Regions from separate parts of the Homo sapiens genome. Here regions 2, 3, 4, 5 and 6 are each linked to region 1. The links are chromatin loops, found by intact Hi-C in ENCODE. Cell type or tissue: IMR-90. All regions are shown on one strand. Each heading gives the region's core, and the rest is flanking DNA. Links, peaks and the distances in the headings are about the cores only. Region 1 overlaps TARID (TCF21 antisense RNA inducing promoter demethylation). Region 2 has its middle 56 kb from the start of EYA4. Region 3 has its middle 50 kb from the start of EYA4. Region 4 has its middle 130 kb from the start of LINC00326. Region 5 overlaps EYA4 (EYA transcriptional coactivator and phosphatase 4). Region 6 overlaps EYA4 (EYA transcriptional coactivator and phosphatase 4).

Region 1 (5,466 bases), core at 328-5,327:
TGTGACCCTTTCCCTTAATTAATACCAATGAATTTTTTTTCAAATTAAGTTTCATTGTTATTTATAACTCTCTGAGCATTAAGGCAAATATATAGGATAATAAGAATAAAATAACTGCACAAGAATATGAGGAAACTGTGAATCAGCAAATATTGCAAAGCAATAGAATCACAGTTCTCATTTTTTATGCATCAAGCATTTATTGAACACCTAGTATGTCAGGCTGTATTCTAGCCTTTGGACCTCTGTTGGGTCACTCCAGGTTTCAACTCAGCTAGTAAGGACTGTCCTCTTAACAGAACTTTGCCAATAGCCAGTTAAGCCCGCTTGTCAACCTTGCCACGTCCTTGTGGGCTTCAGTGAAATTAGGCAATCAGGCAAGACCTATTCCAACAGAATACCAGTAGAATGTCCTTCAAATGCAATACAATAAGTTCAAATAATTTTCTCTGCCTTATTTTACTGACTATATGCCTTGTTTTACATCTAATTTTACAAGATTATATGTCTTGTTTACTTACAATGGCACTGTCATTACCATTGCTGAAAAAAATAAAGGAAGTAAAAGACCTAATTATTGACCTTGAGAGGTTTGTGTCTCAGTGGGTGATATATACATAGTAAGAACAACCACCTCTGAGTGCCAGTTCTGCCCAAGGGTTTAATTGAAGGCATGGTTGGAGCTCATCATACTCCATGACAACTATTCAGGGAATGACATTGTTATCAGTAGTGTGAAAGTCTCTTAAGAGCCTAAATAAATGGTCCTCAAAAGGCAGTGTCCAAAAAGATTACCCAAGAATCTCATTAAAATGCTGATGCCTGGGGCCCCAAACTGAGTGATTCTGTTCACTGAGAAGTGAGTGGTATGTGGTGGGGGTTAGGAATAAACCTTTAAGAAGCACTTCCAGTGATTTTGACACAGGTACTCTGCACTCTACACTTTAAGAAACTATGAGACCCTCCCCTAACTTTAGGGCCCTTAAGAAACTATGAGACCCGCCCATAACCTTAAGGCACTTTGGATAAGGAAGATGACAAATGGAAGAATAAAATTACAGAGCCATTTCTGCCTCCTAGATCTTTCACTTAAGACCAAGTGGACTTCACTATTGGATGTTAAAGTACTCCTAAGGCTCATGAGTTCCTCCTTGTGGTCTCATCTCTGTAATTCCATCTGAAAAGTGGTTGGCCATATACCTGCCTTATTATATCTGGTCCGTTAAAAAAAACCACTGGAGGTCTTCAGCTATTGATATTGCCTTTGACTTCCATGGTCCTTTCCAAGGTAAGGCCCTGAGCTGAGAATGGTTCAGAGATCAGTTATCGCCATATAAGGAGGGAGACAGGCTAAAAGCTCCTTTTAAATGTTTGGAACAAAGTGTGAAGCTTTGCAGCCTCCGTGTGTTTATGATGTAAGCAACAGTGAGTAGCACAAAGAACTTAGAGGAGACTCGGTGATTCATTCAGGAAGAAATAGCTTGCACCTGTGAGAATGCTGAAGGCGCCACTTGGCATTATTGGGGTGCTGCCTCAGCTGGAAGGCAGGCTCTGCCCCCATACGAACCAACAGCTTGTAGCTCTTAAGTGGCCCTGGGCCTCTCTCACTGTTATGTTTTGCTTTTGGAATGAAAGCAAACTTGTGACTCACTTGAGAGCTGAGGGGAGGTATGTGCTTAGTAGCATTCAGTCTTGGCAGGAGGGCAGCCACCGCAGAGATGGGATGCAATCTAATAAGAACATGTGTTCTTACAGTATGCCTCATGGCCAGGCCACTTTATCTTCAGTAATCCCAATCTATGTCCCAGAATCACATTATTTGGCCATAGACCAGACCCCGTGTATTCTTGGCTTGAGGAATAATGAAACGTGATCTCAAGACAAGATAGGATCATGAGCTGAAGAGACACTGATGAATTTTTCTCCCCAGCAGCACAACATTAAATGTAACATTGCATCAGGAAAATGTATTTAACATGCCAGTAGGGAAGACCAAACATTGCCTTCTGTACATGAAATTCTGCCTCGATAGCTTATGTTTACTGACAGGAACAAATTGATGTTAGGGATAAAAGAACATCAGAAAACAAAAGCTTCAGTTGTAGGCGGAATAGCCCTAAGTGTATTGCTGTTATTACAGTAGTCATTCGTCTTGGAGAAGGCATTGGATGCTATTGTACATGTCATCCAAAGAGCCATTTATCAAGAAAAGCTCTTAAGGGTACAATAATGTTAAAATTCAAAACTCTTTGTGTTTAGAGAATATGGTGAAAGGGACGAGGCAATGTCTGGAGCTCAGTATGGTCTTTCTGGTCCTGCTTTGAGCAAGCCCAGTGCAGTGGGCCAGTCTCTGGGATCTAGGAAGGGTCACTCAGAGGGCAGCCTTCAAGAAGGCTCTGGGGCCGGGCGCGGTGGCTCACGCCCGTAATTCCAGCACTTTGAGAGGCCGAGGCAGGTGGATCATGAGGTCAGGAGATTGAGACCATCCTGGCTAACACGGTGAAACCCGGTCTCTACTAAAAATACAAAAAAAAAATTAGTTGGGCGTGGTGGCGGGCCCCTGTGGTCCCAGCTACTTGGGAGGCTGAGGCAGGAGAATGGCATGAACCCGGGAGGCGGAGCTTGTGGTGAGCAGAGATCCAGCCACTGCACTCCAGCCTGGGTGACAGAGTGAGACTCTGTCTCAAAAAGAAAAAAAAAAAAAAAAAAAAAAGAAGGCTCTGGGCAGGTCAGGCTGAATCCCTGTGGCCACTGAGGATCAGAAAGCAACTGGTGTTGGTTCCACTAGTGGGGAAAAGAATCAGTTGCTTGGATGGAAAGCCTGACTCCTCACTTTCTTGCTGTAAAATCATGCATGTGTCACGTAATCTCTTAAGACAACGATAGTTCTTTTCCAAGTCCATCCTCCCATGGACTATGGTCAATATTTTGGCCTACACTGCAAGGAACCCTTTTCAAAATATAAACTATCCTTAAGTTCAGTGTTTGCACTGATATTTATATATTAATAAATTGGGCAAGTAAAAGTCATGGCTGCACAGAATAGAAAATAGTACAGAGTGGCAGGGCATGGTGTGTGGGTGGGAAGAAATCTTGTTGACTTCATGTGAATACAACTAGGAGGGTCCCAGCAGAGGCATTTTATTACCTTGATGGAATACAGTTTAAAAAATACCTCCAAAGTTAAATTTCAAAAAAGGAAAAAAGTGTATATTTTATTTTTAGGTTTTGGTTCTGTATCTACAGAGAATTAGTTTTCTTTTTTGAAATGGAAAACAGCAATGGAATTTATTTTTTTCACTAAATGACCAGTAAACTGTGACAAATTTCATTTGCTCCGTGGTGAATAGAGTTCTAGAAAAGGTAGAAATAGTCGAACACTGCCACCTGCTGTCACTCTTCACACATGTGCTGGTAGGACTTGGATTTTATTTGGCCTCTTTCACACAGGAAAAGATCTATGGTAGTGGCTCTCAATGTTCTTGCGTTTTTTGTTTTTTTTTTTTAATTTTACTGTAAGTTCTGGGATACATGTGTAGAACGTGCAAGTTTGTTACATAGGTATACATGTGCCATAGTGGTTTGCTGCACCTATCAACCTGTCATCTAGGTTTTAAGTCCCACATGCATTAGGTATTTGTCCTAATGCTCTCCCTCCCCTTGCTCCCACCCGCTGAAAGGCCCTGGTGTGTGATGTTCCCCTCCCTGTGTCCATGTGTTCTCATTGTTCAACTCCCACTTATGAGTGAGAACATGTGGTATTTGGTTTACTGTTCCTGTGTTAGTTTGCTGAGAATGGTGGCTTCCAGCTTCATCCATGTCCCTGCAAAGGACATGAACTCATTCTTTTCATGGCTGCATAGTATTCCATGGTGTATATTTGCCACATTTTCTTCATCCAGTCTATCACTGATGGGCATTTGGGTTGGTTGCAAGTCTTTGCTAATGTAAATAGTGCTGCAATAAACATAAGTGTACATGTGTCTTTATAGTAGAATGATTTATAATCCTTTGGGTATATACTCAGTAATGGGATTGCTGGGCCAAATGGTATTTCTGGTTCTACATCCTTGAGGAATCACTACACTGTCTTCCACAATGGTTGAACTAATTTACACTCCCACCAACAGAGTAAAAATGTTCCTATTTCTCCACATCCTCTCCAGCATCTGTTGTTTCCCGGATTTTTATTGATCGTCATTCTAACTGGCGTGAGATGGTATCTCATTGTGGTTTTGATTTGCATTTCTCTAATGACCAGTGATGATGAGCTTTTTTCATGTTTGTTGACCACATAAATGTCTTCTTTTGAGAAGTGTCTGTTCATATCCTTTGCCCAGTTTTTGATGGGGTTGTTTGCTTGTTTATTGTAAATTTGTTTAAGTTCTCTGTAGATTCTGGATATTAGCCCTTTGTCAGATGGATAGATTGCAAAAATTTTCTCCCATTCTGTAGGTTGCCTGTTCACTCTGATGATAGTTTCTTTTGCTGTGCAGAAGCTCTTTAGTTTAACTAGATCCCATTTCTAAATTTTGGCTTTTGTTGCAATTGCTTTTTCAACTGGCTTCAGAATCAACTGGAGGGCTGTGAAAATACAGATTTCAGGGCTCCACCTTCAGGGCTTCTTACTTGATAGGTTTGAAAAGGGACTCCAAAACTTGTATTTCCTTTTTCCTTTTCTTTTCTTTTCTTTCTTTTTTTTTTTTTTTTTTTTTTTTTTTGAGATGGAGTCTCATTCCAGCCCAGGCTGGAGTGCAGTGGTGCCATCTCAGCCCACTGCAGCCTCTGCCTCCCCTTGTTCAAGTGATTCTCGTGCCTCAGCCTCCCAGGTAGCTGGGATTACAGGCGCCTGACACCACACCCGGCTAATTTTTATATTTTTAGTAGAGACGGGTTGCACCATGTTGGCCAGGCTGATCTCAAACTCCTGGCCTTAAGTGATCCACCTGCCTTGGCCTCTGAAAGTGCTGGGATTACAAGCGCTAAACTTGCATTTCTAACAAGTTCCCAGATACTCTTCCTGTTGCTGGTGCAGACACTGGTCTATATTTAAATGCCAGGGATGCCCTTGGTTGCTGGTGTATAGATCTCTTGACAAAAGAATTCAGCATTTGTAGCTCTATGAAGATTTACATTTCATTGCTTATTCTAACTTATCCTGTACCTCACATAGGAACAGTAAGTCAGGTGTAAAAGCCAAATACAAAAAGAATTGATCAGAAGTGCAATCAATCAGGCACTCGGGTTACTGTGCTTGAGGCTGAATAGTTATCACAGAGGAGCATGGGATGTATTAGGCTACAGGAGATTGTTTATATAAAGAAATAGTTTGGCCCGGAATGTGAAAGACCTGTCCATATATAAAAGAACTGCTTTCAAACAGAATGGATAGTACTAGTCTTTGAAGGTCTGGGCAGAGTCCCAATTTTCCTGCCTTTCTTTCATATGCCACATGTTAATTTGTCT
Region 2 (5,466 bases), core at 371-5,370, 370 kb before region 1:
TGGCGTCACCTGCCTTCTTTTCCTTCTTTTGGCTTCATCTCTAACCCTGGCCAGACTCAGCATCCCCTGATCATATATGAGATTGCTCATTCGTATTATATTGTAGGACCTACTAACACCCATTAGTTCTTATTTTTCCAAATCTGAAAGTTCTACTATCAAAGTTACCTTAATATGACTTATTTTTATCTTCTAATTCTAAATTCCAGGAAGAGTTCTGGAAAACCAGAAACTGAAGCTAGCAACTAATTTACCCAATGTCCATGAAATTATTAATTCTGAAAAAGTTTTTTTAAGTGACTAAAAGACAAGATGTGCTTAACCAAGGGTCAAACTTACCGTAAGGGTATTAGATGTCTAGAAGGCAGTGGTATGTTTTATTAGCTCCATTATATATTCATCAAGTATGATGAATTCTATACACTTCTTACATCAATTCTATACACTTCTATACACTTCTTAAGGAAATGTTTGTGTGTCTATGGGAGAAATAAATAAAATGCCTTTTAACCATTATAAATTAATCTTCTTTGAAAGGCAAAATCAAATTTGGGAGCTGATACATAATTATGTGATTTCCACTTTGAGGGTAGCATCTTGCAGTGCAATAATCTGTTTCTCAAACTTAACTATATTGTATACGTTGTATTTGCCTGCATTGAGCTTCTAAGAAGACTGCTTCTTTCTTATGGGTTTTGGGGGTAGGATGAAGAAGGATACAGAAAGGTAACAGACAACTGAAGAATTTAAAACAGAGGGGCAACACCAGAGAAAAGAAAAGCCATGTATACACTTCATTTTGATGAAAAAAAACCCTCATTTCTGTTACTTTTATGTTTTTAATGATAGAAGTATGAAGAATACATAGATGATGGTCAACTTTTTAAGGAAACAGGATTATTCTTTTCTAGTCCTAAATTATTTGAAAACAGAGATCTTACCCTTCTCACCACCAAGCACAAGATTTTCTTCAGTAAATATGGTTTCATTTGATTTCTCTGCACATACATTTCTACAATCAACTACAATAGAGGCTAAGCATATAGGATGAAGGAAGGTAATTTGATATATGTACATGACCTCAGCATTTTGAAAGAATGTCATGTGTAGAGTATGGCATTAGGGTTGTGGGATTCTGGAAAGCACTCCAACGGAAATAGGACTATCAGTAGTGGCACCTGTGAGCAGACTTCAATAGAAGCTGCATAACAAGCAGTGACAAATCAAAAACTTGCATTCAAAGCCCTGTGTTCATTGCATCTGTGTTCTTTGAAAAAAAAGATGCGTAAAAATAGATGCACAAAATAACCCTTGCCCTCTAGGAGTTAACATACTAATTGAACTCATACATACTTCACATACCTTCACACATATCTTCACATACCTTCAAGTATAGGGAGAAAAACCCTGTTCATGTCATAAATATAATCAATAACATCTCATGGTTAATTACAGGAATGGTAGTGTTAATATAAATGCTGACCAATTAATTACCAATAAATACTAACAAATTAGTGACCAATAAATATTTTCACCAGAAAGCACATCAGAGAAATATATTTCATGTTTTTTGTGATTTCATAATAGGAGCAGGTTACCATTTTCAGCAATTACACATATCATATAAATATTTTAATAGCTGAGGGCATGTATGAAAATATAAAGACCCTATCAATATGCATTTGCTAGTTAGTTTACAAAAAATATGTGTCATCAGAAGGCGAAGAATAGTTAATTTACTGACCACGAATGTCCTCTTGTTTTCCAGAACTTCAAATTCTTATATTTTTGAACAACATGTTCTTAAATTACAAAAAGAACATAAAAATGTCGGGCTCAAAACAAAACACACTGCCAGAGCAGAAATAATAGAAAGATAACATATAACTGGAATTCTGATTCCCAACTATTAGTAAAAAGCCATAAACCTATACAGATCCCTTAGCATCTCTGGGTCCATTTGACCAGAGATAGTTGGAGTTAGGTCAACGGGGTCTCTTTAGCCCTTTCCTACTTCTGAATTATACAAACTGTATGATGTCAAACTATAATACAGAGAAAACAGTGCAGAGACAAACCTGCCACTCTAATTTGTCCCATGACAATAAATGTTGTTAGGCCTCAGATTCTACAAAGATAAACTGATGAACTCAATCTTTAAAAAAAAAAAATCCCTTAAACTTCTGAAATTTTATATTGTTTATGTATATTTGGAAGTATATTTCAGGGTACATTATACTTTATTGTGGGTCAATAGGGGGAGCTCTCGCATTGCTTTTTTATGTATACCACAAATAATAGAATTTACTTTACCTTAATTTTAAAGATTGGGCTGGATTATTTCATTACAATTAGGTACTTATAAGCCAGAGGCATCTCATTACTCACTACAGCAATATTAAGGTAGGCCATGTACTCAGCTGTGCCCCTTTAACTTTGAGGGCTTTTTAATCATCCATCAAAGCACACGTTTGTTAGTCTGCTTAAACCATTGCAGAAGTTGTTTTGTTTTCTGTTTGTTTTTTGGACTCCAGCTTCTTCAGATGAAGTTAAGGTCTATGTTTGATTTGTATTCAAACCTATAAGAGTTAAAGGCAGGAGGAAAGGTTTATGGAGATTAAAAATCAAGAAACCATTTCATTAGGTCTGTGCTTCTGTGGGTTGAACTTGCTACACACACAACTTGACGTGTGTACTTCAATTATTATTATTCAATTATATATTTCAGGGGCTTGGCATCTTTGCTCTTTACTGTTTTTTATTTCTTCATGTGTTATATATAATCCACTTCCCTAGCTCACAGAGGATAAAAGCAGTTCATCATAGAATCTTTAGGAAGTTTGCTTTCTCTAATTGAAACAGATGTCCCTTATGTTAATTAGAATATGAAACATGGGTTGTTAACTGTTAGCTTTCAAATGAAACTCATACATTAATGTTCAGGTAAAATGAAAATGAGACAACACAAGTTTAATAGACATTTCTTCAATAAAGTTGTGGTTTATAGTTAGGATGAAATTTTATTGCTTACTGTGATTTATACCTACTTTATCTAAAGGTTCGTGGTGGCCAACAAATAACGGCTCATATTTTTTGGCCATTTTTTCCTTGAAAACACAACTACATTTTAAAATATGGAAAAGTAATTTATAAGGGAAATGAAAAAAGCTTACATGGAAGATTACATAAAATACATCTGTCTTTTCAAGCCATTGAGATATATAAACAACTCGTTAAAACCTTAAAATGCCAAGAGGAAGGACAAAAGATTCTTTTATTGCAATGAACTTTTGAAAAGATGTCTTTTTTTTTTTCTTTACTTTAAAGGAGTAAGCTTTTTACTTCACATCTAAAGATCTTGATTAAATTTTTTGTGTGTATGTGCGTATATTTTAAAATAGTATCACTTGAGGTTCTTTCTTCCGAGGAATCAGTGATAGAGCAAATACATAAGAAAAATAAACATATTTGGCAGCCAAGAAGCTTTTTTTCAATGAAAGTAGAATCTTTTGTTTTTGACTGGAAAAGTTTTTCTTTTTATGTCAAATGAAATTTTAAGATCACCTATGAGTTTGGAACCAAATCCTTTACTGCCAAATCTGATTCCAATCCTTAAAATCTGTTTTTGTAATACTGCCAGCCATGCACTAACTTTAAATAGGTAGCCAGACATATTGGCAAAAATATACATGGTTAATCAAATAAAACTATGTAGCAGTTTGGAAACAATCAATCAACTTTCAGAATCTTTTAAGTATGAAGCTGCTGTGAAGACATCATGGCTTGCAGTGAAATATTGCAATAAAACTCCATAAGCAGCTGCTTTTGAATTCATCTTCTCCTTTGGTTTTAAATTTTCATAGACCTGCCTCTTAACTATGAATTTTATAAGCTTTTGAAAGAAAAAAACCTGGCAACCTACTATTACAACTAACAAAGAAATGAGGAATGGTAATACAGTTGGAAGCTGAACTCACTGCAAGAACTGCCAACTTGAACTTATCTAGTTAACTATTACTGTACGGATTGCACTTGAAACGGCTTTTGATGGCTGACATTATTTTACTGAAAAGAATATGTGTGAAGGTACTTAAGCACTTTCTCTTGTGTTTTATAGCTTAAGTTTCTTTTCAAATAAAAGACAACATAATCTAAAAAATCCAGATATCCCAACATTAGCAGATTTCATTTCTGTTAGATGAGAAAACTATTACTATTCTTTAAATACACACCAATGACAAACCCACAAGACCTTCACTTACTTTTTTAATTTTATATTTTAAAAGAGGAACAAAAATTGCATTTCACAAATGAATTATTTATGAGATAATAATTCTAACCCTGCAGTTACATTAGAATGTTTTATTGCTTCTACTTGGTAGGCATTCTTCTTTATTGTAATCCTAAATGTAATTAATTTGTAATCTTAAGACTAGTGAACAATTTGGCTTCATCAAAACAAAATGTTTGCTATTATCAAATATTAAAATTCAATTAGAAAACACTGAAAAAACTATTCCCCCTCCTTTTCTGTGTCTGAGATCAATTTTGCTTATCTCAGTGGTGGCTAATAACGTTAGCTCCTAACAAATTGCATTTCTGTATAAGGTTTCTTTCTGTGTGTTCTTTGCGTGTTGGGGGTGGGGGTGGGTTTTCATTTTACTAAACAGTTTTTGTTTCTATTTTCTTTCTTTTTCTCATACATGAGCTAAAATCTCTCCAGATTTGGTCATAGATGAAAATCTAAGGATGATGTCTGAAGTGTAGATGGGTATTTGGAAAATATATGACTTACAGTGGTAAAATTTGTTTTTGAGCAATGTTCATAAAGTATCACAGTGTTAGAAATAATGCTGAATTCAGAACTAGAGGAAAAAAAACGTGTGGTGAAATAGCTGATAGATAGTTTAAATATAAGAATGTCTGCATATTGAGTACTCTTGTTTTCTTTAATAAAAGCATAACATGTAAGTTAAAGAGCAGGTTATCATAAATAAATCCAAGACAAAAGAAGAGAAATACCAAACCACTGGCTCACTCCCTGTTCCTCATGAGTGCCCTTGGCTGCCCCAACTCCTACATAATTTCTAAGGCCCAGCAGAGACTTCTCTGCCCAAATCTGAACCTATCCCTCTTTCCCCTCAACTTTGCCATGTCTTCCATATCCTGCCTAGGTCAGGTGACCTTCTTCTACACATTCTAATTCCCCTACCATACCTAATCATTGCACTTGCAAGTTTTATTTATGTGTTTACTGCATATCTCTTTGTTTCCAACTAAATTGTAATCTTCTTGAAGGTAGAATTGCCTTGTCATCTTTACATCCTCAGTGTTTCATATAATGCTTGTCTAAAAGTCAAGAAATGAAAGAATGCATATCTAAACCACAATTTCCACTACTAAAACCTAACTATTCATAAGCGCAGACTCAAACACAGTTATGGTCGGTTTGGCTAGTGAATAGTA
Region 3 (5,466 bases), core at 214-5,213, 360 kb before region 1:
TCACCTGTGAATAGTGATTATTAAGTTTCTTTCAAGGGAAGGGGGCCTGTAATTCACAAATGCTGCAGGTGTGAACTCCTAGGAGGCTTTTCTCCAACTGAAAGGACGTTAATCATTATTCATGGGTGAGATAGTCCATTTATTCCACAGCAGAGAAAGAATTCCTTTTTTATCTTCTTAAAACATGAGACCTTCAATTTTATAAGCTTCACAACAATAAAAGATTCCCTCTTAGAATTACATTTATTGGAGGTTGTTCTTATATTGTGCTCGTTTTTTAAATACTTGAATTTCTTGGAGTTACTAAAATGTCAGTAAGAGTGTGTAGTTTAAATAGTAATTAATTACTTATTCAACAAAATTTCCATAGGCATCTGGTTATTCTAGACCAATATTATCAATGCCTATGAATAGGAAATAAATTTTATCAAAATGAAATCCAAAAGAGTGGTTGTATTGGATTTTGTTTGTGTCAAGTGTTGCTTCAAGTAAGCGAGTCACTGGCTGAGTTTAGAAATCTTTTGGCTGCATAGAGATAATATATTTGTTGTGAAAATCAACTGACAGTGTAGATTCACAAACATCATATTTCTTGACAAGCTGTTAGCGAATATTCTTATTTTATTCCTCACTCCATACATTTCACTAATTTTCTGTTCATTTTTTTGAATATTGAAAATTTATTAAGATATGTATATATTTTTACAAACATATGGCTAGTCTTTTTGCTTTCAAGCAATGGTGTGCACATGATATAAATTCTTGCAGTTCATATGTGCATCTGAATGATGGTGCAGGAAAATCAGATATTGTAAAAGTATAGAATCATTTTTAATTTGCCTTTAACACTTGTTATCATGCTAGATTCCAAAACAAACAAACAAACAAACAAACTTTACTACCTAACTAGATTATGTTCAGAGAATACGCTGTGTAAACAAAGAGATTATTTCTTTCCTACTGAGGTATGGGCTGTATGGAAAATATAATTGAGAAATTCGAGAAATTCAAGAAATTCAGCCATGTCAAGCAACAGATAGGTGGACAAAATTATAGCAGATATTGGAAGTTAAACTGTAAACATTAAATGAACAAATGTGACAACTAAATAGCTGCCTTATTCAATTTAGTCAGCTTATCTACTTATACAGCAAAACCGTAAGTTAAATTTATCCAACTTTCAGTAATGTTTCACTATAAAACCAAAATGAAGCTTCAATTATAAATTTGGGTAGAAAAGATAGTGAGGTTATGGCTTAGGTTCATCCTGAAAAAGACAAAATCTGCTCTGTGGTTCAAATCTATAGAAATTGTATCTTGGAGTAAGTCTCATATAAATAGAAAATCTATCTAGTTTTTATTTCTTTGGTTTTTCAATTTTATTTGGAAAATTTTCCCCAATATAGCTAATACACAAGTAAAAGTTAAGGCAAATTAGTGAGAAGATTATCAATTCTTTTCCATGGGCGGGGAGAATAGGAAATATAGCTGCACAAGTACAAATAGCATACATTTTTCGTTCATTGGAAAGACATGAATCTCAGCCTTTTCTACCACGTATTGGAGTGAAACATCAACTTACTGTCATGGGGGAGAATGGCTTCCTATATTCTATCAATCATCTGGGTGAAGAATTACAACATACTCCTATGGCTATGGCCAGTCATAAGGACCTAAATGTGGAGACAACTCATAAATAATAAACCATCCAATTATTTGACAAGGTCTTTCTATTTGCTAAGAAAACTTGCCCATCAAAATCTGTAGAGAATTGAACTATCTTCTCCAAAGGCAAAGACAAGTCAGACACTGCAGACCCTCATGTACCTCAGCTGTAAAATACATGCAATTGCAAGGTCCATCTCAGTTGACCTCTGACTCCTTAGCTTCAAGTGGCTTCTTGTTGTCATTACTGGATTGTGGTGGTTTCTTCCTTAGCTCTGTAGTACAGCTTCTTCACTCCACATGAAACATGTTTACTGCCTCTCTCCCACTTGCTGTCTTCACTGTGTGAACTGAGTCTATTTTTAGGTCCTGCCTATTCTTCTGTCTCAGTCTTGGTCCTCAGAGAAGACCACCACCCAGGTCGGAGAGCTGTCAAAACAACTCACCAGTATCTGAGGTACACTTTCCCAGTCACTGAGAAATCGACTTCCATTAAAAAGCAAATTCGGGAAGGGAAAATGTATTTCACTGTTACATCTTTCCAAGCTTCACCATATCCCAACACAAATGAACTGGATTGTTAAATTTAAACACTGGGTCTGTATTCCTCCAGAATCGTAGGAGGAACAGTGCCTCCCAAAAACTTTCTCAAAGTGAAGGAGAAATTGCTCTCAAATGCTAGTTATAAATGTGTAATCTGAACTCCAGCCACTCTACGGGGCAGCAGAAGAATTTATGATGTGCTAAATATTTCCTTTGTTCTTCCCAGTGGTAGCCTGCTGTAGCAATTAGAAAGCAACTGGCTCCACATAGAAACTGCTAGAATTTTCTCAAGAATTGTTGATAACTGTTCAACAGGCTCAGTGAACAGGATTTTCTTATTGTGCAGAATTCAGATTTTTAATTTCCTTTCAAGGTCCTATTTTCTAAAATATTTTCTAAATTTTTCTTCCTTCTTCCCTGCTGCCTTTCCATTGCCCCCTTTATAAGGAGAGAAGAGAGGTCAAGATGACTGCTGTAAACCAATGGAAGCCCAAGGTCTTCGACTTCTAACACTGCAATCCTTTTTAAAGCCATATAAAGGTCCTTTGTGTTGCTATCAAAAACACCTCTGACCTCCTCTTTCTTGTTTTCATATAAAGTGACAGCTCTGTCCCATCCTTCATAAAAAGGCAAAAAAAAAAAAAAAAAAAAAAACCCTGCCAATACCATCCTTCTTCAGAAGCCAGACACTATTAATCATCAGCAGGAGGCAGTATGGCTTCAATTAGCTACACAGTGTTCAATAAATTCTCAGTTATTCTGAGTGTGTGTGTGTGTGTGTGTGTGTGTGTGTGTGTGTGGTGGTGGCCTTAGTGCTGGACAATGTTCTATCTGCTTTACATGGATTAATTCTGTGAAGATGGTGCTATTACTATGCCCATTTCAGAACTGAAGAGATAGAAATACAGAAAAGCTAAATAATGTGCTCAAAATCACACAGCTCATTAGTGGCAGAGCTGAAAATAGTTCCAAAGTAAAGGTCCCTGACTGAGAGAGCAAATGTCTTTGAAAGGCAATTTGGCAGCATGGGTGAGGGCCAGATTGTAACATCTGCCACTCACTCAGGCTATGTAATCCCAAGCAAGTTACATAACCTCTGTGTGCCTCAGATTCATGGTCTACATAATGGAGTAACAGTAGTACCCAGCTCACAGAGTGTTTGTGAAGATTAAATGAGAAATACATATTAAGCGCTTAGAACAGTGCTAGGCATATGTTAAGCACTATGTAGAGGTTATGTTTTATAATCCACACCAGTTTTTCAAAGAGTAAGTCTTAGTATATACAGAAAATTAGCTGCCTCGGTATCTCCACTCTCTTTATTTAATAGGTATGACTCACCAAGCTAGTTGGAAGAGATGAGATGAATGAGATACCGTATCTAACCTGAGGTGTATAATGGTTTCATGAAATAAAAATATGTACACAAATTATAGGAAAATATAATACATACTCTAATACATGCAGGTTAAGTTTTTTACATGACAGAGGGAGTGTGAACTCCACCTTTCAGATGGAGAGATGTTTAGGAAAGGCTTCTAAAAAATTGGAGCCATAATCCTATGTATTATGAATGTGATTAGGACACTTTCAAAGATAAGCATTGAAGGAAGAGGAGGAATTAGCTGTAAGTGGGGTAGGAAATCCCAGGATTGGGAACAGCATAGGAAAGGCGGAAAGGAAGGAAGGCATGGTGGATGCAGGAAATCGCTTGGTAACGAAGTATGTGTGTGTTTGGATATTGAACAAAGCAGGGAAGATGTGACTAGAGACTTTCAGAGCCCAATTCATGCACTGTTGCCATTATTCTCCTGAAGGGCCACCCTGATCAAGACTCTCCCCTATTAAAAGACCTCAGCATTTCTCCAGTGCTGTGGTTTGAATTGTGTTCCCTCCAAAATTTGTGTTGAAATCCTAAACCCCGGTACCTCAGAATGTGTTTGAAAATAAGGTTATTGTAGATATAATTAGTCAAGTCAGGATGAGTTCTACTGGAGCTGAGTGGGTCTGTAATCCAATATGACTGCTGTCCCTATAAAAGGGAGAAATTTGAACAGAGACACACTCACAGGGAGAATGCCATATGAAGATGAAGGCAAAGATTAGGGTGAGGCATCTACAAGCCAAGAAATGCCAAAGATTGCCAGCAAACCACAAGGAGCTAGGAGAGAAGCAGGGAACAGATTCTCCCTCAGAGCCTCCAGAAGGAACTAACCCTGTAAAAACTTAGATGTTGGACTTCTAGACTCCATAACTGTGAGGCAATAAATTTCCATTGTTTAAGTCACCCAGTTTGTGGATACTTCTTACCAGCAGTCCTAGCAAACCAATACACCCACCAGCACAACATTTTTACTGCATTTTTAAATTTTTTTCCTTGGATTTTCTAAGATAACATACCAGGTTGCGAATTGGTAAGGAATGTGGGAAATTAATAGGGAGGTAAGAGGACTATACCTACCCTAGCTTTCTTCTTGACATTCAAGAATGTTATGCTTCCTTCTCCGGCTGATGAGAAGCACTACAGCACTTACTACTCTGAGAACACACTCTTTATTCTCTTGCATCCTTGCCTTGATTCTTAATTTTTTCTTACATATAGAACATATTTTCTTGCCATGTAATTATTGCTCAGATTTCTTTGACTCATTCTCAAAAACCCAGCTGAAGTGTTCCCTCTTCTACAAAGCATTTATCTGAGACTGGCTCTTATATTTTCTTTTTTTTTTTCTTTATGGTGCTTTAAATCATCTGTCATGTACCAGACAAATCAGCAAGTCTTCTACTTGTCTTCTGACTCTGAACAAAATGTGCAATCCTTTAGAGCAGGGACAATAAGTATTTCATTCTTCATTTATTCTAGAAATTATTATTATGGTATTTGACTTATGGTAAATGTTTGCATATTCATTGTACTTTGTAGTGAAACTCTAGTGAGCATAATTAGTGATTCATTCAGTAATTTAGTTCTGCATTATTGTGGTTGGAGTCCAATTAGACATATGTTATTCCAGCTAACATTGTCCGTTGTTTGCTGATAGCCTGTTTCTTTAATTTTATAATACCTGTTTTAATATTCTTATGTACTAATTCTGTCATCTTTTCATTGCTGGGTCTGTTTCTATTGACTGATCTTTCTCCTCATTATGGCTTTTATTATCCTGCTACTTTGCTTGTTTGATAAGTTTTGATTGGATGCCAAAGATTGTAAATTTTGTTTTTGAGTGCCGGATTTTTTTTGTATTTTAAAAAATGATT
Region 4 (5,466 bases), core at 199-5,198, 590 kb before region 1:
GTAAGATGAATGAGTGAGCCTGCATGAAGCCCAAGGCCCCTCAGTTCCGAAATTCTACAAGGTCAGGAAGACAGGGTGCTTTACATACAGAAATTTTACAATTATGCATTTGCTTCTGAGATAAAATGTCATGAAGATTCAAGCTTATTCTAATAAAAAATAGTGACGCTTTTTTATTTCAAGAAAGACTGCCAATTTCAGTCAAAGGAAAGTACAGTAGCTTCTAAATGGTTAACAGTCTTCCTTCGCATTTTGGGGAAGCTTAATGTACTGTTTACTTTCCTCACTGACTGTGCTTTAGACTTCAGAGTCCAAATGTGAATCGTTCCAGTTACAAACATATTTTACTGTTTTCCTTCATACTCACACTCACACACACATACACACTTCATACACACATGCATGCATATACATACACAAATTATATTTACATATTTATTTGAAACGTTTTAACTATTAAGAACTTATGCTACTTTGCAGCTTCAGGAACACTTTTTTTTTAGGTATTAGCATACATGACAATGCTTGCTATTCATTTATGGGAAATGAAACAGAAATTGGTACAATATGGGGTTTCTAGGAAATTTACTTCAGGAAGTCAGCCTTACCCAGAGTAAACTTCTGTCTGTTCATGTTAACACTTAACCTGAAACACATTGTCCAAGTCTGCTGGACTCAACTCAAGAATACAAGTACATATAGAGGTCTCAGCATCCCATAAAATGATTAGTAGCAATGCAATGTCTTTCTGATTTTGTTTGCTTTCTTGTTTTGGCACTTTACTACTAGTATGACCTTCTGCTTAGCATGGTACTACTCCAGAGAGGGTATCTTGGATCCCTCTTCTACAAAATGAGAGAAAAATTATACTCTGCCTACACAAGACAGAACCTGTACAAGAAAGATTTCAAAAATACTTTTCGCTCTCAGAAGAATGCGATGCATGAATAAAACTTGAAATTTGAAAAACTTTAATTCTCACTGATGCCCAACAGAATTTGATGTGGCTTAACGGAAAATCATTAACACAAGAGTAAGAGGAAAAGGACCAAGCCATGGGGGAGAAAAGAAGGGAATTTGTTGTTGTTGCTCTGTTTGTTTTGTTTTTTGTTTTGTTTTGTTTTGAAATAATTGAAGATCGAACATTGAATTTTCACCCCAGGGAATTTCTACATAATGACAAAATTTGTTTAATTGTGGGATTAATAGGGGGCTCAAAAGTCTTTTACTTGGAAACTGCTGAGCCTGGCGAGCAGTGACTATCAGCAGTTACCATCTGACAGTTATTCTGTGGCTTAAGGAAAATGGCTTGTGGTCGCAGTCCAATTCCTGCTGGACAGGTATCCGCATCATAAGAAACCACCACTAAATTTGGCACCTAGACGAACTATTATTGGCAGCAGAGAAAGAAGGCCTGAATCAGCATTCGGATTTGAGAGCCCTGACCATCTAACCTGGTCACTCCAGGTCAGGACTGAGAGTGGCGTGTTTGCAGGGTTTAAAGTGGGAACATTTAAGGGATTATTGCCTGATGCCATTTGACGGTCTATGAATAAAATGATTATTCAGATATCTAGCGTTTCCCATCTGGCACATTTTTATGTACTTAATTGCATCAAGAGAAGGAAACCCCCCGCCCCCTTATATTGAATATGATCTTTTATCAGCCTCTTAAAAAATACAAGCAGATACTGCAGGCACTATTACTATGTAACAGTGTATTCAAGTACTCAAGGTTGTTTTAAATAGTCATTGTGCTGACAGAGCTCACATTTTTACAGAATGACAAAGCGATGATGAGGAAAAGCAAAGAAATCCATGCCAAAGGGCCATTCAGCAGTGAAAGCATGGCTTTTAGTGAGCTTGCACGTTCGTAGGCAGTTTACTACTGACCACCTCAAGGGCAGCAGAGGCCCCATGGTGGTTCTATCCAAAGAGTGGAATTCTCAAGGCTTTATTTGCCTTAAACTTGATGTCCTAGTAGACCTGATATCTACTGCAGAGAAGTATAAATGGCTTATTCTTCCAGTAGGAGCTCACTTTGTTTCCTTCACTCCTCTATACCTGGTTGCTTTTAGTCAACACACAGTAAAATACACCCTTGAATGGAGAGAGTATACTAATGGATCAAAGGTGTTCCAAGGGCATTGCCACCAATATGTCAACAGTAGGATTTACCTGGCCCAGGGGGCCCGCCAGTCATTTAACAGGGTAGCAGTCTGGGGTGCCAATAGGCTCTGCAGCATTGTAGCTAAGGCTGACCTCAGTAGGGTGGTGCACCTCCTGCTGGTCAATAAATGAGGTAAATTTAATGGCAGCCTTTGAGGTGAACCAATGTTTTATTCCTTGGCCAAGGCTGAAAACGTGGCTGGCCATAAGGAGGAGAGGGTGATATTTAGGAGCGTGGAGAGGCAGGCAAAGTGCTCGTAAAGACCTTGGAAAATGCTTATAAACGTGGTTGAAAAGAGACAAGGCATTGGAAACAAAAGCAGATTTTCCAAACCAAATCTCTGAGATGCAATTATATATATTTTTTTTCTGGAAACAAGCTCTGGTTGAACCGTGTGGTACAACTGTTAACAGCCTTTTGCCAGAAGGAGTCAAGTAAACATGGCAAAGAAATGTTTTTCTCCTTTAGGGAATATTCACTTTTCTCTTTCCTATGACTTTTTTTTTTTCTTTTAGCCCTACCTGGAAATAGTTATAGTTGTTATAATCATATCAAACTAAATTAACGTAATTTAGAATAATTAAAGTTTTGTGGGTTTTTTCCTCTTTCTTTATACTGTATTTACTTAGTTTCTTTGCATAGTCAAAACTTTTGGCATTTGAAATCATTTAAATTAAAAATGTTGTAGATGCTTTTACAGTAAATCAAAGACAATTTTTTTTTACAAAGTTTCAATACACTTCCAAAGTCGCAGCAAGACGATAATTGTAAACAAAAGCAGTAGAACTGATGCAATTAGGGCAAATATAATCTAATTAATAACTTACCTGTAGATGATCGTGATTTGAGGGATTATAAGGACTCACAATAGTTAAAATATATTTACCTGTCATTCCATAACATTAAGAACCTACTTTCTCTCTCTCCCTTTTTTTTTAAATCTAACTTCTGACTTTCAGAGCTTCCTTTGTAAATGATTTTTAAATTGAAGGAAAGGGGTAGGAAAAAGCTCAGTAACCTTTTAATATTTTTTTATTGCTTTAATCTATACCTAGGAAATGTCAGGGTACACATTATCCAATATTTTCTGGGAGTTTTAAATTAGTCAAGTGCACAGGAAGCATTTGGTTTCCACTAAATACCTAAATACTTCCTCTTTTCTTGGTCTATTTTCTCACAATAATAGAAACAGAAGTCCTGGTCATTCGCAAAATCCTTCAACCTAAAGAAAGCTAGATGCTTTATTAGCATCTGATTAATACAGCTGCTTTTTAAAATCAACATGCTTATCTAAGCCTCTAAGATGCGATGAGTTAAAAGCTAAAATGGAAAAATGAGATTCTGGATTGCTTTTTTCCCTTGTAAACAGCACCTGGGCTCCTACCAGTCCCCACAGTTAGCCTTCTTACCGGTGAGGCCCCCATGATTAAGGCAGGTTTAACAGCTGCAGATGCCACCAGGGGGTGCCAAAGGACAGTACCTGCCTGCATAATAGGCTACAGGGCACTACAAAAGACTGGAAGAGAATTCCCTAAAGCTAGAAAATTAGAATGTAGACCCACCTTGGGCCATGATGGAGCATATTCTTATAATAATGTATTTGTTCTGAGAGGCTCTAATCACTGCAGATGGACAGGACCATTGCAATCATCTCAGAAACGTCCTCATTTTATAAATGAGTCTGCTGAGATCTAGAGAGATTGAGGATTCCTCCAACACCCATACTAGTAGACTGCGGCAGAACTGGGACCAGGACTGAGGTCTCCAGATTTTTCTTAGACCATCTTCTGCTCCAACCTGCTATCGCCCCATGATGAAAATGCTGCCAAGAAAATTCACACATTGCGTTTGACCCTATCCCAGGGTCCTTTTCAACACTTTGGCAGATGGAAAATGATCTCCTTCCCTGAACATCCAGGTTTTAATTAGTAGATACTGTGAATGTTCACTTCCCAATTCCTCCTTACAGATTCATATAGAAATGAACAGAATTCACCCCAAGAACTTTGTGTTCTAGTTAGGAAAACCTCATTCCTATAGGAGTGTTTTCTAACTCTTTCCTACCTACTTATCTCCATTTTCTAGTGAGTACCAGCCGCAGGATCTTTCTTATTCCTCTGATCAGGACACTGTTGGCCTCTTGTCAAAACTAACAGAATCACTCTTGCCAAAAAATACATTAGAAACTAATATTTTAAAATATATTAAAATGTCTGTGTTACAATGCATGCTAAAAACCCATTTCCAACCTATGCAGACCCAGTGTCTTCCAGGTAAAACCTATGTTCCCGCTTTGTGAGAGAGCCCCTGCTTTCTTCAAAAACAACCAATTTCGGGGCCATATTATAGATCTAGGTGAAGAGCCCACAGCACAACATAAATTAGAATTAGAATCATAACTGAAACCTTTTAGAGCGCCTATTGATTTTAACATGCCTGGTCCATAGAGGCAACCTCAGTGAGTCCACTTCCTCCTAATTTGACAGCTGCTCAGCTATGGCCAGAGCTTGGACTAATGAGGTTACAGCTGTCAGGGTTAATCAACAGATCCAAATATGAACAAGGAATTGGGTAGCTGGTTTCAGTTAATTTGTGCAAATGTACGGATTGGGTGGGCAATATTTACACTGGTGACTCAAAACAAACTTTCAGGAATGGAGCCAAAAATGATCTCACCAGTTCTCAGCTCTGCTCTGGAGAGATAAGACACAAATTACAGAAACAGGAGATGGAACACGAAAGAGTTCATAGTTTCAAACTACCCATGAAAAGCCCATTTATATCCAGCTTATTTCCCTCTTTATCAAGTATCTAATTTAATTTCTAATACTTGAGTTTCTGGTCATTCCACAAAAGGTTCTCAAACTGTCCCCTGATGATTCAGTGTGGGATGTGTGGGTCTTCTTCCCTTGCCATGGGACTTTATGTAACAGTCATCCCTCTCCCAATCTGCACACATATGAGAGCATCCAAAGTAAATGCCACAATCCCTACATGTCCATTTTGTTATGAAAACATCATTCTATTAATATAAATACAGACTGCATTTGCCAGAGCTAACTAGAACAGGTGCAAAGTCTTTAGATGCTTGCTTGCACTGAGAAATGAAAAGAGTGTACAAACAGTTTCTCTTGTGGTGGCACTGCTGGTGTCGATGTAACATTCATCTCTGTTGCATTCCTTGATGTTCATGGAAGGTAGCCCAGGAAACTCAATACAACCTGCTTGTAGGGTAGAGAAGGAAGAAGCAGGAAGAGAAAGATAGTGATGACATGGTCTCTAGGATTCTGTTTATG
Region 5 (5,466 bases), core at 113-5,112, 50 kb before region 1:
CTCCTCAATTACTAGGGGGAAAAAAGCAAACAAATGAATTCTGTCATCTTTGCACCACCAAATCCGTGCCTCCTACATCTGTAGCCATAGATGTCTCTTGCACCTCTCTTGCACCCTGGTTCCGTGCTCCCTCACCTACCCAAAGAATCGACTCCTGAAAGGACTTCTTTCGCTAAGCCACCAGTTTCTCACTCTCCTAGATTCTTCCCATCACCATCGTATCTGCTGTCACATTCCTGTCATTAGAAGAGCTTCTTGAGCCCATTTTCCCCTCTGGTGACTGCTCTCCTTCTCTGCTCTTTCCAGCTTTGCCATAACATGACACTTGCCAAGTCTGAGGAGCCACCTTGTTGCCAAATCAAGTGTTCCTTCTTGGCTTATCTTGCTGGGGCCTCTCACATACATTCAGTGGAGCACTCTTGCATTCTTAAAATCCTTGTTTCCTTTCCCTTCCCTGGTCAGGGTCCCTCTTCTCACACACAGACTCCTCACCTCTGGGCTCTGTGTATGTTCGCTACTATTGCACCTGTTCATACCTAGCTCCCTCACCTTTGTCAGGCCTCTGTTTCTCTCTCTGCCATTACCTCCTGAAAGGGGGCTTCTCTGAATTTGCTTTAAATTAGCCCTTTCCACTCATCCTCATCACTTCTGTATCTGCTTGTCCTGGTTTTTCTTTCATAGCTCATCACCACCTGAAATGCTTATACTCCCTTGTTTTCTTGTCTGTTTATCAGATATCTCATCCAGTAATAATATAAACCACATAAAGGTACGGGCTTTGCTTTTTTGGTTATCTGCTCTCTGCTTGGAATTTGAACGTGTCTAATACATAATTAGTCACTCAATAAATATATGATGAATAAATGAATGTTCCTGAAACCATTTTCCAGTTCCTCCTAAGAACCTGTAAGCCCACTACCTATCCATCATAGACAAGTATCACAATTGTAAAATTTCTGTTCTGATTTGTGACTGAATTTCATTTTATCTCTTATGATTTAAAGAGTATATGTATTCTAAAAAATCCAGTAACTTTTTCCACCTTGGTTCATGGAGCTGGTCTGCCTTCTTTCTTCCATGATGAACTTGCATATCTTCTATCTTTGTGTGCACATGTCTACACATATGCTACGGGTCCCAAAAGAATAACTGTTTCAAGAGGTTGATGTCTTTAAAAAACAAAAAAAAACGTCCTTAGTTTCTTTAAAAATACATAATTGCTGCCTCTCCAGAGATATTTTTACAGTGTGTCCCTAGAGGAGGAATTCCAGCTGATGGCCCAATGCAGGGCAGAGGCCCGTAGACAGACAGTCTGGCTCCAATTTATGCTCTGTGTTCACATGGCTAATAGGCGTTAGTATTTTGATTTAGAGAACTGCTGTACTGGATCCTGCCCTGGTTATACACTGGCAACATCTGGCTTAGAACCACACATTTAAAGGCCAAGAGCTATTTATTTTCTTCATCTTCCTCTTCTCTCTCTCTCTCTCTCTCTCTCTCTCACTCTCTCTCTCTCTCTATTCAGTAAAATGTCTGGGGAATAGTTTCAGTATTTTGATAGAGCAGTACACAGAATAAATTGGCAGTAGTTCAATTTGCTTCCTATTAAACTCTGTTGTAGACACTTTGAACCTTTTGGAACTGTTATAATATGTATAATATATATCAGAACTTCCACAAAACCCTGTTAGTGCCTTTATTATCCCACTTTTTTCCTCTATCCAAGATTTTGCTATCACCTCATTTTAGACCCTAAACTCAACATTCACTACACTTAAATGCAAATTAAAAAAAAGCAACTCTTGATTCATAAGGTGCCCATAATTCTACAAACATCTAATGAAAATGAGCAAACATCTCTGTATAAAACTTGGGTTCAATCCAGAAGTATGTTTCATTCTCACATGCCTGATAAAACAGTGGAATTGCAGGTGCTGGCAGCTCCCTCACAGCAGTTTGGCAAGATGGAGGGTGCCCAGCATTGCTAAGGCTACACCCACCAAATGTCCAGTCATCTTTCTGGGATTCTTGGATCTGTGAGTCCTTTAGCTGGAAAAATGCAGTGCTGTAATCTGCTCACTTAGAATTAGCTGTCCCAGTGACTTAGTAAGCTGGAAAAAAACAAAATTAAAATTAGATATTTGAAAGTAAGCCTGCCCCAGACATTCTCTTAGAAACAAGATCACCACCTCTTACAGGCATGGTTTTCCTTGGCTGATGGCATGACTAGCCCTGGCCCATCTGTGCCAAGACTTTGGCATGGCTGATGAAACCTCTCTCTTTCAATAGGCCTTGCTCTCTGGAAAGCTTAGTAAAATACAGCTAGTTCACACTCCAGCAAACCACAAACCTAAACTTTCCCAGTTACAAATGATATTTTGCCAAAATGCTTACTAAGTCCTGGCTCTCACAGAGTGTGTGATGTGGAATCTCCACAGCTTGAAAAACAAATGACCAGCCCTCCCAGTGCCGTGGGGTTGCATTCCAGTGGAGTGCTCAACTACAGTTTTTATCACACCACATGCCATGCTTGCTTGCTAGCAGATTCTTGCATTTTGCTTTTTTTAAAAAAAATTATGCTTGTTTGCATGCTTATCAGATGTACAAAATGCATTCTTCATGGATTTTCCTATCACTGTTTGGGTAGCACAGAGTTACGTACTTCAGAAGCATGGAATTGATCAAAGTAACAATCAAAAGGAACAGTATGTTTTCTCCCATCCCCATAAATCTGATCTGTAAATGCAAAGAATGTGAAGAATGAACATAAGAAATTCAATAATGGTATTTAAAACTTAAAAAGAAAAATTGGCAAATCATAGGATAAGAGCCTAACCAACCTGGTCTCCAGAAGGAAAACCTTTTAAATCAGATATTTCTGAACTCCTATCTGAAATATATATCTTTAGGGCAGTAATCATCAGAAACATAACAGACTAGTGTGGAGCTCAGTTTTATTGTCTTGCATCAGTGAACATTCCTCAGAAGCACAGAGCGTCACTAATGGAATTATATGTTTTCATGCTATAATTACATTTGATTTTTCCTGATATTTCTGTAGACTTTGTTCATGGTTCCATGACTAGGCAGAATAGTTTCATAGAATATCCTCAGCCTAGTTAATGCCTAGTTCCCCCAACCCTGTCAAAAAGACAGAGACTAATTATAGGAATTTTTCAACCAAAAAAGACAAAATGTTTTTTTTTTAATTTACACAACCTTTAGAGATTTTATTTCAACAAAAACATGATCAACAAAATGAAGAAAAAAGAATTTTATACTTGAAGGAAACAGAGCAAGGGGCCCTTCTGAGCTCTGAAACCCCTTGAGACACAAACTGGCACTTATTAATATTTTTTTTCTTTTGAGATACTGTTTCACTCTGTCACCCAAGCTGGAGTACAGTGGCATGATCTTGGCTCACTGCAACCTCCACCTCCAAGGTTCAAGGGATTCTCGTGCCTCAGCATCCTGAGTAGCTGGGATTACAAGCACACACCACTGTGTCCAGCTAATTTTTGTATTTTTAGTAGAAACAGGGTTTTACCATGTTGGCCAGGCTGGTCTCGAACTCCTGACCTCAAATGGTCTGCCTGCCTCAGCCTCCCAAAGTGCTGGGAACACAGGCGTGAGCCACTGTGCCTGGCCTACTTATTAATAATTTTATTCTTGTTTTTAATGAATATTTGTTGGCTAAAACAGAACTGATTTGATCTTTGGGTATATAGTCCCAAATGGTTCTGTCACTGGAAGACGGATGAATCCGGCAGCACAGTCAAGCTACCGGATGACATAATACCAGGAGGCCATCAGATATGTGAAGAGTCAGCATCCATTACTGAGAAATGAGAATCTCTGCCTATGAAATCCACATAAATCTCTAAATGAGAAGATGCAAACAATTAGAAAATTATGTTGAAATCCAGCGTATTATTATCTTGTCTCTATCTTCACTCACATCGTCTTAGTTTAGCTCTCATACCCCAGTGACCCCTTAGCACTCAATGCCTTTTTCTTAGCATTTAATTCCTATTCTCCAGGTTTTCATGGCTATAGAACACAGGATGACATCTCAAATATGTTTACACTTTAGGGCTTCCCCCTCAAAACATGATGAAAGGAAATATAGGAATAAAATGGATTATCATAGTGGAGGTGTGGAATGAAGAGTGGTTTCTCCTTGCAAATGGAATCAGTTCAGGGTGTAGATGAATACTGCTTGGCCTGACCTGGGTTGCAGGTTCTTATCATAAATTGAGTAAAGTTTGCATTACATTTCCCCAAGTTGAGATACATTTCTTGAAATGCCAACTATTAGAACGTTGAAAACACAATTTCGGCTCTCTCTTCTCAAATCCCTGCAGTCTGGCTCCTGGCCCAGCCACTCAACCCAAATCACCCTCTGAGGTCTTCCAAAATAACTTCCCAGCCAAAACCAATAGTATCCTTCTAGACTTGTCAGCTTTATTCAAAACCTTATTCTTCTCCCTGCTAACACCCATCTGGTCTCAAATTTTAAGGGTTTGTCCCTTCCAGGTTTTTTCTTTCTCTTATCTTCGGAGTTGCACCTATGAGCAGTTCTTCTTTAGACATCATTCCAACTTTGATAATTTTAAACACAATGTTTGAGCATGAATTACTTCCCTATTCCCATCCCTATCCCCAAATGCTCCTTTCTTTTTAGTCTTATATCTCTTGATGCTAGGCCTTCAGCTGCAGTTAATTATGGTAAAGTAACAACTCTGGTCTTGATTTTCGACTTCTTGCTGCTGTTTAATATCTTGGTTTCTGTAAACAAAAATTGAGTCATTTTAACTCTTTACTGACCCCATCACTTCCCAAAGCATATATTTTTTACCTGGATTACACTTAGAGAACTAATGTTCTTTTAGCTATTCTCACCCCTCCCTTCTTCAACCTTAGTCAAATGCAGGTTAGACCAAACTCTACACATGTTTGGATAGGGAGATTCCTCTTACCTTGTTGATAAAAATGCAATTAAAAATTAAGTGATGGTCGCACCATCCTCTGCCAGCTCTTCCTGTTTCACCTCCAGATAACATTCTCTACTCAAGTCCTATAAATACCCAGTTGACCTATTTTTCTCTATCTTTTAATTCTTATTATTTGTCATTATTCTTAAAAAGACATCCTTTCTTTTTAGTAAGTTTGCTCCATTCTTCAGCACCCCATCCAAATACCTTTCTCCAGAATACTTTCCATAGATTATATGTAAACTGGGTCATATGAACTAGCTGATTTCCTTCCTCCTTCTCTCCTCAACATACAGCTTTATGTGAAAATGTATGCTGAGTCATCGTTACGTATGTCTGAATTCCCAGGTGTGTCTGTGCATTTGGTATGTCTGAACCTTCTGGAAAGTCACCTTTTTGGAAAACTGAGAAATCTTTTGAATCTTCAGTAAAAACCCATGCAGTCTTCTCCCTCTTCCACCACAGCAATATG
Region 6 (5,466 bases), core at 151-5,150, 270 kb before region 1:
TATAAGTGAAAATATGTGATATTGGACTTTCTGTGTCTGAGTTGTTTCACTTAAGATAATGGCCTTCAGTTCCATCCATGCTACTGCTAAAGACACGATTTCATGTTAAACACGTGAACTCACCTGCTTCCATCAACTTACATGATTTTCAGACCCTTCGGTCAACTTGGTGTCATAGAGTATGTATTAAAACTCAGCTTGATCTTAGATTATTTATATGAAGATCAAACAATTTTAAATATTATGGATTTGAGTGAGAAATTTAAATTATTCCACCGTGATTACAGATTAATTGTACAATCTTCATTAATCACATATCTCGGCTCACTGCAACCTCTGCCTCCTGAGTTAAGTGATTCTCCTGTCTCAGCCCCCCGAGTAGAGTAACTGGGACTACAGGTGCACACTACCACAACAGGATAATTTTTGTATTTTTAGTGGAGATGGGGTTTTGCAACATTGGCTAGGCTGGTTTTGAACTCCTGGCCTCATGTGATCCACCTGCCTTGACCTCCCAAAGTGCTGGGATTACAGGCATGAGCCACCGCACCTGACCCTATTAGTAAATATTTTAACAGGCAGTCATAAGATAGCAGAATGTATGGAAATTAAATGATAGTTCAGCAAATTCAATTAAGTAAGCATTTCAAGACTTCTTGCTATCCTCTAGAAACTTTGCTATACTAGGGATTAAAAGATGAATATAATAATTCCTTTTCTCCCCCTAAATTTTAGTTTAGCATAAGATTATATGATACTGTGTAAGTTCTATTCTTAGTTCTTTTAAAACGAGACTTGGATAGCTAGTACTAATTCATTCAGTGAATATTTGTGGAGCACTGCTATATTTGAAGCATGGTTTTCATTGTTGGAAATACTTGGTGGACAAAATGGACGCATATTACTGTTCTTGTGGAACTTATATTCTTGTGGAGGGGGAGACAAACAGTAAACAAATATAGTATGTCAGATAGTAATAAGTGCAAGGAGAAAAACCAAATAAAGCAGGGAGGAGGATAGGAAGTGCTTGCGGGCAGGGTAGGTAGGTGAAGGGACAGCTGTGGTTTTTTGTTTTTTTTTTTGTTTGTTTGTTTTTTGAGATGGAGTCTCACTCTGTCCCCCAAGCTGGAGTGCAGTGGCGCGAGCTCGGCTCACTGCAAGCTCCACCTCCCGGGTTCACGCCATTCTCCTGCCTCAGCCTCCCGAGTAGCTGGGACTACAGGCACCCGCCACCACGCCCGGCTAATTTTTTGTATTTTTAGTAGAGACGGGGTTTCACCATGTTAGCGGGGATGGTCTCAATCTCCTGACCTTGTGATCTGCCTGCCTCGGCCTCCCAAGCTGCGGTTTTTGGAGAGTAGTTAGGGAGGCCTCACTGAGAAGATGTTGTGCAAAGACTCAAGAGAGGCGAGGAAGTGAGCCATGTGGATATCTGGGGAAAGTGGGTTTTAATTAGAGGGAACAGCAACCGTGAGGTGGTAGCATGCAGGGTAGGTTCAAGGAATAGAAAGGATGTCAGCGTTGGTGGTAGTGATGGGCAGAACAAGGCAGAAATAAGGCTGCAAAGGTAATCAGCATGGGCATGTGAGGGTGGAGGAATACATATTGTGTAGAGGTTTCCAGACCATTGTAAAGCTTAAACTTTTTCTCTTAGTGACATGTAAAGCAATTGGAGGCTTTTGAGCTTAGGTATTGTGTGATGTGACTAAAGTTTTTAAATAACCCACTCTGGCTTTTATTTTGAAAATAGACTATGATGACAAGAGCAGAGACTGGCTATTTTAACTATCCAGATGAAAAATCAACAAAGTAGCATTGGAGGTAGTAAGTCGTTGCATTGGGGTTAATCTAAGATGACTTGCTAATGTATGGGTTATGGATTATGATAGAAAGAAAGGTGTCAGACATAACTTCAAGGTCTTTGTGCAGAGAAATGGGAAGGATGGAGTTGGCATTGACTGAGATAGGATGACTGGGGAAGAACAGGTTGGGGTTGCAGATCAGGAGGTCAGTTTTAGACATGGTGGCAGAGACATTGCTGTGTTTTCACCAACCCTCTTTCATACCCCTCTTTTCTGGTGCATCTCAGTTTCCTTACAGTTCAGCAGGGCCATATAACTAGTGCTGGCCTGTGAAATGTAAGGAGAAGTGATAATGTTGATCATTTTGAGAATGAGGCAGTGAGAAGCCCCAGAATGATTCTTTGGTCTCTGTGTTCTCCTAGGGTGATGAAGGAGGAGGAGGCCTCAGGGAAACAATGGGGATCCCCAGTTATGAAGAACGCTGGATTGCTAGTGCACTGCATGGGGGGCACATTCTGAGGGGAGTGTTAACCAACTAAGCTAATTAAACGCATGTGAAATTTTACTTTCTCTTAGGCATATGCATCAGATGTAACCATTGGGAACTCAGGGAAATGAGTTGAACTTGAAATATAAATTTGGGAGGCTTCAAGATATCAATGGTATTTCAAAACATTATATTTGTTGAAATCTCCAAAAGAATAAGTCTAGCTAGGGACAAATTAAAAGGACTAAGCCCTGGGCACCCCAGGTTAGAGAGCAAGGAGATGCTAGTTTACATAGATAGCTGCTTGATCCTAATACCCATAAGCAATGAGTTATGTCATAGACTGTATGTGGCCACATTCAGTGAATTTTCCTCCGAGGTGCTTCTTTCCAAATTTCCAAAAACACATATCCAGGTCACTGATTACTGGATTCACCTCTATCATAGCAGAAAGAGCACCATACAGCTATGAATAGGTATTGAGACAGTATTCACTTATTTGAGATTTCCATCAAAGTAACCAAAATCATGAAATATTTAGAAGAAAATTCAGTCAACAAATAGTTTTCATTTTTTCATTGCTTTGTTTGTAGATGTGATGTTTCTAGGCACTTCAGGTTAGGAAAGAATTAATCTAATTAGAGTTTTTTAACCTCAGCATTGTTGACATTTTGGGCCACAAAATTCTTTGTAGTGTTGGGGAGGGGTGCTGTCCTGTACATTGTGTTATTTAGCAGCATCTCTGGTATCTACCCACTAGATGTCAGTAGCACCCCCCTTCCTTTGTTGTGACAATAAAAAATGTCTTGAGACATTGCCAAATGTCTTCTCTGTGTGTGTCGGGGGGACCACAGATCTACATTACATCTGTTTCCAATGAGTGTTTTATTTATATACTTACTGCCTGCAAAACATTTGAGAAAGTTTACCTGAACATTTAATATAATATATACTATGCTATGATATATTATTGAGGGAACTGCAATGAAAAGCCAAAGACATAATATAGAATTTAAGCAAGAAAGCAAAATAATATTGCAAAGGTAACAGTACTATGCTATCAGCATGGAAAATGTGTTCAATAAAAGACAAGAAAGGAATTATAGATAGACTAGGTTACACCTTCAATGGGTCTTGAAAGGCAGAATGAATTTGTATGGACAGAAGAGAACCTATCCTGGCCTGGGGAATATCAGGCATAAAAGCTCAGAGGTACCAAATATAAGGTGTTAAGGCCTGCCTAGGACTGTGGCTAGGTTAGAATTACTGAATCAGAAGCTCTGTGGGCATGAGGTTGTGAGGCAGTGGGAAATCTGGCTGAGAAGCACTGAGACTAGACTGAAAAGGACTTTGAAGCCAAGCTGAGATGTTTTCGTGTTCTTGGGTGGCCACCATGATGCTCATTACTGCACAAAAGACAGAGATGTATAAGATAACAGTCCTGTATTTCTGGACTTTCTAACCTGGACATAATGGAAAATTACATATAATTTTTCGGCAAGAGATTAATATATTTAAAATGATGTTTTAGGAAAATTAACCAGATGGTAGGGAGATTACTGAAGGTGGGAAATTGAGAGTACGAGAGATGGCTTAGGGGATCTTGAAGGAGTTTGCACATGAACTCCGAAAGGCTTAAACCAAGTGGCCGGGCACGGTGGCTCATGCCTGTAATCCCAGCACTTTGGGAGGCCGAGGTGGGCGGATCACCTGAGGTCAGGTGACCAGCCTGGCCAACATGGTGAAACCCCATCTCTACTAAAAATACGAAAATTAGCCGGGTGTGGGGGCACACACCTGTAATCCCAGCTACTCGGGAGGCTGAAGTAGAAGAATCGCTGGAACCCAGGAGTCGGAGGTGGCAGTGAGCCAAGATCATGCCACTGCACTGCACTCCAGCCTGGGCGACAGAGTGAGACTCCATTTCAATAAAAAAAAGGCTTAAGTCAGGGATTGGCAATTTTTTTGAAATGTGAAAACAGCTGTAGACATTAAGTAAATGAATGGGCATGGTTGTGTTCCAGTAAAATTTTATTTACAAAAGCATGTGGCAGGTGGTGGGCCATACTTTGACAACCCCTGGCCTAAACTTATGACATGATGGTGGAAAGAAAGACATCGAGTAAAGAATCAATAAAAGGAACTTGAAAATAAAGCTTTGCTGAACTTGGTAACTAAACCAAATAGAGTTAGTAGGAGGAAGGGCAAGGGGTGGACTTGGAGGAGGAAAAAGATTATCCTGGAGTTTCAAGCCTAGAAGATGTCATTAATAGAGTTTAGGAGCAGGTATCAATGACTTAAGGAAAGAGAAAGATGTGTTTGAATTGAGGACTTTTGAGAACATGTTAAACTAGCAATTGGTGAAGGCCTGCTGGGCCATGGGGGAGAAGTCTGGAACTTCTCCATGCTCATGTGTGGAACAGAACAGTATTTTCCTTGAGGTGATGCTTTTAAGGGGAGATGGTATCTGAGGAAGGGCAGAAGGATGAAGATAAACATAGGAGACCAGCATGTTTATGAAGTGCAAGGAGGAAGATGAACTGTAAGAAACTGAGAAAAGATAGGGAAATGAGAACCAGTAGGATAATAGTGTCTTCAGAGCCATGGCCAAGCTAACTCTCAGGAGGAATTGGTCATTACTGTCTGACGTTCCAAGAGGTCAAGCAGAATGGCACTGAGAAAGAGATTGTTTCATTTCTTGACCAGAAGGTTACTGGTGGCCCTTCAAAAGGAAGTCCCAAGAGAGTTGTGGTAAGAAAAGGCATCCCAGAGATTCAATTTAGAGAAGATAATGAGGAATTAAGAGAAAGTTTGTAAGTTTAAAGAAGAGACACAGAACAGCAATTGAATGGAGCACCTTCTTCCAAGAGGAGGCTTGCTTGTGTTTGATGACAGATTTTGAGAAGGATTCAGTGGAGAATAGACTTCAAGTTGTTGCAGAAGGGATGATGAGGTTAATGGAGAACAGAAAGAAGGTGAACTAGCTGGAGAGGAGTGATACACTCTGACTCTGGAAATTTAAGAGAACGTGGATATCCTGGAATTTTCCAAAGTGCTCTTCCTTAATGCATTCTTTTTACAGGAGGCAAATACCTTTGTCCAGGCAAGATCAGGAAGTAGATGGAAGCAGGGTTAGAATTAAGGGCTTAAGTAGTATAAAGAAGATTTGCAGTAGCC

What was found. Hi-C counts contacts between places; a loop is a spot of excess contacts. Peaks named below come from ENCODE experiments on the same cell type or tissue, not always from the same donor. Only the 100,000 strongest peaks of a DNase experiment are listed, where the experiment ranks them.
Region 2: a loop joins it to region 1, with 10 times the contacts of the local background. A loop is called at or near these places in 42 of 110 quality-filtered maps.
Region 3: it touches region 1 in a loop (6-fold over the local background); 42 of 110 quality-filtered maps call a loop at or near these places.
Region 4: it touches region 1 in a loop (13-fold over the local background); 37 of 110 quality-filtered maps call a loop at or near these places.
Region 5: it touches region 1 in a loop (3-fold over the local background); 9 of 110 quality-filtered maps call a loop at or near these places.
Region 6: it touches region 1 in a loop (3-fold over the local background); 7 of 110 quality-filtered maps call a loop at or near these places.

What each region holds. Positions count from the first base shown.
Region 1 is chr6:133,550,483-133,555,948 of GRCh38, forward strand. All of the region lies in intron 5 of TARID (TCF21 antisense RNA inducing promoter demethylation), which reads right to left. Among named protein-coding and RNA genes, the nearest start is that of EYA4-AS2, 97 kb to the left of the region's middle. In IMR-90, for the core only: CTCF peaks have their summits at 1,168 (motif pointing left), 1,575 and 3,386 (motif pointing left); DNase peaks (open chromatin) are centred at 1,159, 1,639 and 3,389; H3K27ac peaks cover 1,995 bases.
Region 2 is chr6:133,182,743-133,188,208 of GRCh38, forward strand. No RefSeq gene overlaps it. Among named protein-coding and RNA genes, the nearest start is that of EYA4, 56 kb to the right of the region's middle. In IMR-90, for the core only: a CTCF peak has its summit at 2,261; no DNase peak of the experiment used is centred there.
Region 3 is chr6:133,189,109-133,194,574 of GRCh38, forward strand. No RefSeq gene overlaps it. Among named protein-coding and RNA genes, the nearest start is that of EYA4, 50 kb to the right of the region's middle. In IMR-90, for the core only: a CTCF peak has its summit at 2,917 (motif pointing right); no DNase peak of the experiment used is centred there.
Region 4 is chr6:132,959,535-132,965,000 of GRCh38, forward strand. No RefSeq gene overlaps it. Among named protein-coding and RNA genes, the nearest start is that of LINC00326, 130 kb to the right of the region's middle. In IMR-90, for the core only: CTCF peaks have their summits at 2,309 (motif pointing left) and 3,638 (motif pointing right); DNase peaks (open chromatin) are centred at 1,807, 3,637 and 4,827.
Region 5 is chr6:133,500,570-133,506,035 of GRCh38, forward strand. All of the region lies in intron 13 of EYA4 (EYA transcriptional coactivator and phosphatase 4), which reads left to right. It overlaps TARID (TCF21 antisense RNA inducing promoter demethylation), which reads right to left. Exons shown (of 9, transcript NR_109982.1): 9 at 1,683-2,111. Among named protein-coding and RNA genes, the nearest start is that of EYA4-AS2, 47 kb to the left of the region's middle. RefSeq lists an enhancer at 4,582-5,466. In IMR-90, for the core only: no CTCF peak of the experiment used is centred there; DNase peaks (open chromatin) are centred at 2,022 and 2,372; H3K27ac peaks cover 196 bases.
Region 6 is chr6:133,283,918-133,289,383 of GRCh38, forward strand. All of the region lies in intron 2 of EYA4 (EYA transcriptional coactivator and phosphatase 4), which reads left to right. Among named protein-coding and RNA genes, the nearest start is that of EYA4, 45 kb to the left of the region's middle. In IMR-90, for the core only: a CTCF peak has its summit at 3,067 (motif pointing right); no DNase peak of the experiment used is centred there.